Regions from separate parts of the Homo sapiens genome. Here region 2 is linked to region 1. Evidence: chromatin contacts called from ENCODE Hi-C data. All regions are on one chromosome and are shown on one strand. Each heading gives the region's core, a stretch centred on a gene start or an enhancer-like site at or near the end of the contact. The rest is flanking DNA. Distances are from core to core; before and after follow the strand shown.

Evidence for each region. Hi-C counts contacts between places; a loop is a spot of excess contacts on that map. Pooled maps may share reads with other maps.
Region 2: a pooled map shows a loop between it and region 1 (17-fold over the local background). The contact joins the promoter of PHF20 here to the promoter of MAP1LC3A in region 1. A Hi-C loop is called at or near these places in 5 of 50 pooled maps.

What each region holds. Positions count from the first base shown.
Region 1 is chr20:34,557,346-34,560,683 of GRCh38, forward strand. MAP1LC3A (microtubule associated protein 1 light chain 3 alpha) reads left to right here and starts at 1,373. Exons shown (of 4, transcript NM_032514.4): 1 at 1,373-1,563; 2 at 1,863-1,918; 3 at 2,002-2,108; 4 at 2,391-3,000. The coding sequence starts at 1,524. The coding sequence ends at 2,553. PIGU (phosphatidylinositol glycan anchor biosynthesis class U) reads right to left here. Exons shown (of 12, transcript NM_080476.5): 12 at 3,197-3,338. RefSeq lists silencers at 1,075-1,164, 1,505-1,554, 3,129-3,178.
Region 2 is chr20:35,770,418-35,773,315 of GRCh38, forward strand. It overlaps PHF20 (PHD finger protein 20), which reads left to right and starts at 1,598. Exons shown (of 18, transcript NM_016436.5): 1 at 1,598-1,662. RefSeq lists a silencer at 1,666-2,045.

The DNA.
Region 1 (3,338 bases), core at 123-2,622:
TTTGTATTCTTTTGGTGATCCTCTTAAATATCTGAAATACACACCTGACTTTACAAAGCCAGACAATGCTCAGTCTCTTTAACCCCCTCTCAAATTGCCCTCTCAGTCTTCCATGTTCTTGTGTCTCATGCATCTTGTTTCTGTGGCCCACAAATTAATCATTATTATTCATATTGCATATTAAATGCTTGTTTAGATTCACATGTTTACCAATTTGCTCACCATTTTTCCATCTAATTTCTTCCTTTTGGGTTCCATGTCCTTGTTACTAAACTACATTCTTTAAAAATTATTTCGGCGGCCAGGCGTGGTGGCTCACACCTGTAATCCCAGCACTTTGGGAGGCCGAGGCGAGTGGATCACGAGGTCAGGAGATCGAGACCATCCTGGCCAACATGGTGAAACTCCATCTCTACTAAAAATACAATAATTAGCTGGGGGTGGTGGCAGGCGCCTGTAATCCCAGCTACTGAGGAGGCTGACTGAGGCAGGAGAATCGCTTGAACCCGGGAGGCAGAGGTTGCAGTGAGCTGAGATCGCACCACTGCACCCCAGCCTGGCGACAGAACGAGACTTCGTCCCCCTCCCCCCTCCCCCAAAAAAATGTTGATCTTCAGTCTGCGCATTCTGCTCTGGATTTTAAGCATCATTTCTGGCAGCTCTTTTTCAGGAACTGTCTCTGCAGGTCTTTCAGTGTTCGCCTCTGGAGCTCTGCTCGGGCCCGCGAGTTCTCCTGGCGTTGCCATCTGTGCCCTTTTCCTTATTCCCCATCACCTGTCTCTCTGGTGAGCTGCTTCCGATCAGCCTCCAGGTCCACGATTTCTCTTCTGTTGTCCTTTTCTGCCTTCTCACCTCATCCTCTGAGACCTGAATTTCGATGGCTCTACTTTTCAATTATATTATTCTTTTTCAAACCTGGGCGTTCATTTCTAGCATCCTGTTCTATCCTGTGTCTGACTGTGCCTCCCGCACCTTCTCCCTTCTCTCGCCCTAAGCCCCGTGAAGGCGCCGGGCCTTTGGCTCCGGCTGTTTCCCACGGCGCCCAGAACCGCGTCAGTCCTGACACAGACTCGGTGAGGGCGGGAAGTGGTGCCGTGGGGCTGCAGCCTGGCCCGCCCGCTCCATCGGCCTAGGGCGGCCCCACCGCCCTCCGGGCCTTACCTTGAGTTCGGGCTGCGGGAGAAGCTCCCGCGCTGCCCATGACGTCACGGGACTGTGACGCGCCCAGAAGCCCCGCCCCTCGCGTCCCGGTCCGCGGACCCAGGCTCTCTGCGCCGTGACGTCACGGGTCCGGGCGGGCGGGTTGTGCGTCGGCCCAATGGGAGCGGCGCACTGGCCTCCCCTTTAAGGAATGTTGTGACCTGACGTCACCGGGCGAGTTACCTCCCGCAGCCGCAGCCGCCGTGCTCAGCGCGAGCCCCGGAGCCCTTGAGCGCGAGGCGCGGAGCCCCCGGAGCCCCCAAACCGCAGACACATCCCCGCGCCCCAGAGCCCCGGCCTGCGCGCCCAGCCGGGCCCGCGCGATGCCCTCAGACCGGCCTTTCAAGCAGCGGCGGAGCTTCGGTGAGGCCCGGCAGGCGAGCTGCGAGCTCTGGGGCAGGGGTGCCGGCCGACCCCGACTGCCGCAGGTGACGTCAGCCCCGTGACGTCAGGCTCTGGCTGGACCCTCGGGCTGGGACCAGCTCCGGCCTGGGCGGGGGCTGCCCGCTTCCCCACCGCGATAGGTGCCAGGGGCTGTGGGGCCTGATGGCCCCGGGGGTGGGGGCTGGAGCTGGGGCGTGGCCGGGGGCCGCCCCTCCGGGACAGGCGGGGCGGACCTGGGCCGGCCCGACCCGGCCTCACGGTCTGGCCGCTGTCCGCAGCCGACCGCTGTAAGGAGGTACAGCAGATCCGCGACCAGCACCCCAGCAAAATCCCGGTGAGTCCCGCACCCCCAGCCCTGCCCCGCCCCCGCCTCGCGCGTTCCCGACACGACCCCCTGCCCGCCCGCCCTGCTCCCAGGTGATCATCGAGCGCTACAAGGGTGAGAAGCAGCTGCCCGTCCTGGACAAGACCAAGTTTTTGGTCCCGGACCATGTCAACATGAGCGAGTTGGTCAAGATCATCCGGTGCGTGGGCAGCCGCCGCCAGGAGGTGGCTAGGGTCGGGAGGGGAGCCGGGTTCCCGCCGAGAAGGGGTGGGAGTGGGGTCAGGGGTGATGGGACCGGGCGGTGGGCCCCTGTTCTGGGGTGGCTGGAAAGGTCAAGGTCGGGGCTGCAGTCGGTGTTGGGTCAGAGGTGACAGCTGGGGTGAGAATGGGTGTGAAAGGCTGGGAATCATTCTGGGGGTCAGGGCTATGTCCGTCCCGCAGCCAAGCCCCTCACAGCTGCATACTCTCCCGCCGGCTGCAGGCGCCGCCTGCAGCTGAACCCCACGCAGGCCTTCTTCCTGCTGGTGAACCAGCACAGCATGGTGAGTGTGTCCACGCCCATCGCGGACATCTACGAGCAGGAGAAAGACGAGGACGGCTTCCTCTATATGGTCTACGCCTCCCAGGAAACCTTCGGCTTCTGAGCCAGCAGTAGGGGGGCTCGGCCTGGGAGTCGGGCGGCCCCGGTCAGGCCCTGCCCAGAGAGCTCCTGGTTCCTGAACTGAGCTGCCTCTACCGTGGTGGGCTGGGCAGGCATGTGCCCCCCTAGTCAGAGGGCACCAACCCACCTACTCTGCCCCTGGGTGGATCCTGGGCCGGTCGTGTTAGGGTTGTCCCTCTGGGTGCTGGCTGGTGGGATGGGGGAGGGTGGGGAGCAGCTCCCAGCACCCCTGCTGTGTGGTTCATCTTTTTTTTAGGCCCCTGCCTGTCTGCCCATCTGCCCCTCACCCACCCGAGGCTCTGCCCACCGCCTGGACCTGCCCACCCCTGAAAGACTGGCCCCTGGCTCCCCGCCCCTCGGTCTCCACGTGGTGTATGGATCTGTGGTCATTGTCCCTCTGCAGAATAAAGATTGCTCAGGCCTGCCTGGCCCTGTGCCTCCAGCCGCTTGCTTGGGAGTGGGGAGGGTGCTGGTGGGGCTGCCCGCACCATCCCCGGGCTCTGGCGCACAGACTTGTGTTCTGTGGCCGCGGTGCTCGCTCTGGAAACCCACACCTGTGTGTAGTGTTCCAGAACATTATTAGGGGCCACCCCCTCTAGGAGTGCAATGCAGATGTGGTCTCAGGGTAGACTTCATAACAAAAAACATTTATTAAGTAGCCACAATCTAACAAGCCCTGCTCACCTGCCTCTTCTCCTTCCTGTCTGGGAGGGGGCTCCTTGGTGTGCAGAGCCACAAGGTGGGGGTCCAAGTTGGGGAGCTCCCAGT
Region 2 (2,898 bases), core at 348-2,847, 1.2 Mb after region 1:
GAGACCAGCCTGGTCAACAAAGTGAGACCCTGTCTCTAAAAAAAAAAAAAAAAAAACTCGGCCGGGCACGGTGGCTCACGCTTGTAATCGCAGTATTTTAGGAGGCCGAGGCGCGCGGATCATGAGGTCAGGAGTTCAAGACCAGCCTGGCCAAGATGGTGAAAACCCGTCTCTACTAAAAAAAATATAAAAAATTAGCTGGGCGTGGCGGCGTGCGCCTGTAATCCCAGCTACTTGGGAGGCTGAGGCAAAGAATTGCTTGAACCCGGGAGGCAGAGGTTGCAGTGAGCCAAGATCGCACCACTGCACTCCCGTCTGGGCTACAGAGCGAGACTCTATCTCAAAAAAAAAAAAAAAAAGTGGCCAAGTACGGTGTTAATTCCAGCACTCTGGGAGGCTGAGGTGGGTGGACTGCTTGAGCCCAGGAATTCAAGACCAGCCTGGGCAACATCGTGAAACTGCGTCTCTACAAAAAAATGCAAAAATTAGCCAGGTGCACACCTGTGGTTCCAGCTATCTGGGAGACTGAGGTGGGAGAATTGCTTGGGCCTAGGAGGTGGAGGTTATGAGGAGCCGAGACTGCGCCACTGCACTCCAGCCTGGGTGACACAGTGAGACCGTGTCTCAAAAAAAAAAAAAAATTAGCTAGGCATGGTGGCATGGGCCTGCAGTCCCAGCTACTCAGAAGGTTGAGCTGGGACCACAGGTGCGCACGTTCACGCCTGGCTAATTGTTGTATTTCTTGGAGAGACGGGGGTCTAGCTATGTTGCCCAGGCTGGTCTCGAACTCCTGAGCTCAAGTGATCTACCCACCTCAGCCTCTCATAGTGTTGGGATTACAGGCGTGAGCCACTGCTCCTGGTCTCATATTCTTTTGGGGTGGCTTCAACTCCGACCTTCGTCCCCAGAGAAAATACAGCTCCTTATCCTTAGCAGCAATTGGAAACCTTTCTAGGAGTTAATGATAAAGTGGGGGAGAAATGAGTGCAAAGGCTCTGAGATGAGAAGAACCTGGATTGTTAGCGGAGTTGAAGGACACTGAGAATGTGGGGGAGCTGGATTCGTGAGGATAAGAAAGCAGCAGGTCAGGTCCAGACTTTGAAGAGCCTGGTAGATAGTCTAGGTGAAGAGTTAGATCTTAATCCGGAGTAGGGAGGGAAACGAGCTTTGAGCAGGGGATGGCGTTTTGAAAAGACCTCTCTGCCGGTGTACGAAGAATGGATTAGAACGGCGAAGAGTAATAGGGTGGAAACCATCTTCATCTTGGAGAGAGATGGTGGTCGCTTCGATGGAGAAATGGGAAGCTTTGAGACGCATTTAGGTGGCAAAATTAACGGGTGATGGATAGCGTCCATTCCCCGGCTTCGGTGATCTCAGTGATTACGAGTGAGTGGGGACTTCGTGTTCCTGCTAGGGCGCGGGCCTGTTTCCCGCGCGTCAGGGTAGTGGGCGTGGCCTGCGCAGGCCGTTGCCACAGTGATCGGGCAGACGGGGCAGGGGGCGGGGCAGCTGGGACCTTACGTCACTCGGTGGTGGCGATGATGCGTGTGTGTGGGGGGCGGGGCATACGCTGGGCGCGTCCCGGGGGTCACGTGGTGCAGAGCACGCAGAGTCCTTCTGTCGGTTGGTCCTGGAGCGGCGCAGCCGGAGTGGGGCCGTGAGGTGAGCTCGCGGCCAGGCGAAGCCGGCCGGCCGGGCCGGGTTGGGCCGGGCCCGCGCTGCGCGCGCGCCGTGCGGGCGGGGACGGCGACGGACGCCACCGCTGCTTCGGTCCCCTGCCCGGCCCCGCTCCCCGCCTGGCCCCGCTCGCCCAGCCTGGAGGGAGGCCCTGGGACTGCTGCTGAGAGCGTGGCGGGCGTGCGAGCGGTGCCCAATCCCCGGGGCTACCCGCAAGAGTGGCGGCGGCTGCCGCCAATCAGCGCCGCCCGAGGGGGCTGGGCCGTGGGGTGCGGGCCCGGGGCGCGGAGCGGGCCGTGTTGGGGGTGCGGGTAAGCCCTAGGGCCCGAGCCTGAGCTGTGTGGGCACCTAGAGCCTCATCAGCAGCCTCTGCTATTGCCTTGCGCTTTGGGAATATGTTTTTTAAAATTGGCTTTTTTTATCCTATTCTGGGGAGCACATTCCTTTCTCAAGACCCCAAATATGGGAGTGTCCCTTTTCTCTATAGTTTTGAAAACTGGGCGGCACACCCCCTTTCTTAAGCTCTAGCTCTGGAATTTTATCTAAATTTCTAAAAGCCCTCCCCCCCCCAAATTTAGGGCGTACCCTCTTCCGTCAGCCCCCAAAGTGGGAGCACATTCCTTTTTTCGGGCCTCCAATTTGATTCTGCATTTCCGTTCCAATTTAGAGGTTCACCCTGTTATCGGGTCCTCAGATCTGGGGTCCATTAGCTAAAGTTTTGGGATACTTTCTTGTATCCCCTCTACTCCAAGGAAGAATTCCCCTTTTCCAGGTCCCAAATCTGACAGCATGCCTTCTGGAATTTCTTACATTTAGGGGCCACTTCCTTTCCTCAGCCCTTCAAACCTGAGGTTGGGCCGAAAACAATGTCCAAATTTTGAAGTTTATGGGTACTTATTTCCAGTTTCACAAATAAGGGAATTCACTGCCTTCTCCCGAGACTGTATTATTGGGGTTACACACTTTTCACGTGTTCCCCAAATCAAACTACCTTATTTCCTGAAGGAGACTCATTTTCATATCTGGGAGTATATTTGTTTCTTGTGCCCCCCAAATGTACGAGGTGAACCCCTTTTAGTTATACAACTCTCAGAGTGCAGCCACTTTCCAGATGCTTCTTAAATTTGGGGGGCACACCTTTTTGTGAGTCCTCTCATTTCCAGGTGGCGAGTGGTCTGTGGTTTTGAGCATGCCTTCCTACCCTGTTTAGCTTTTCTGTCA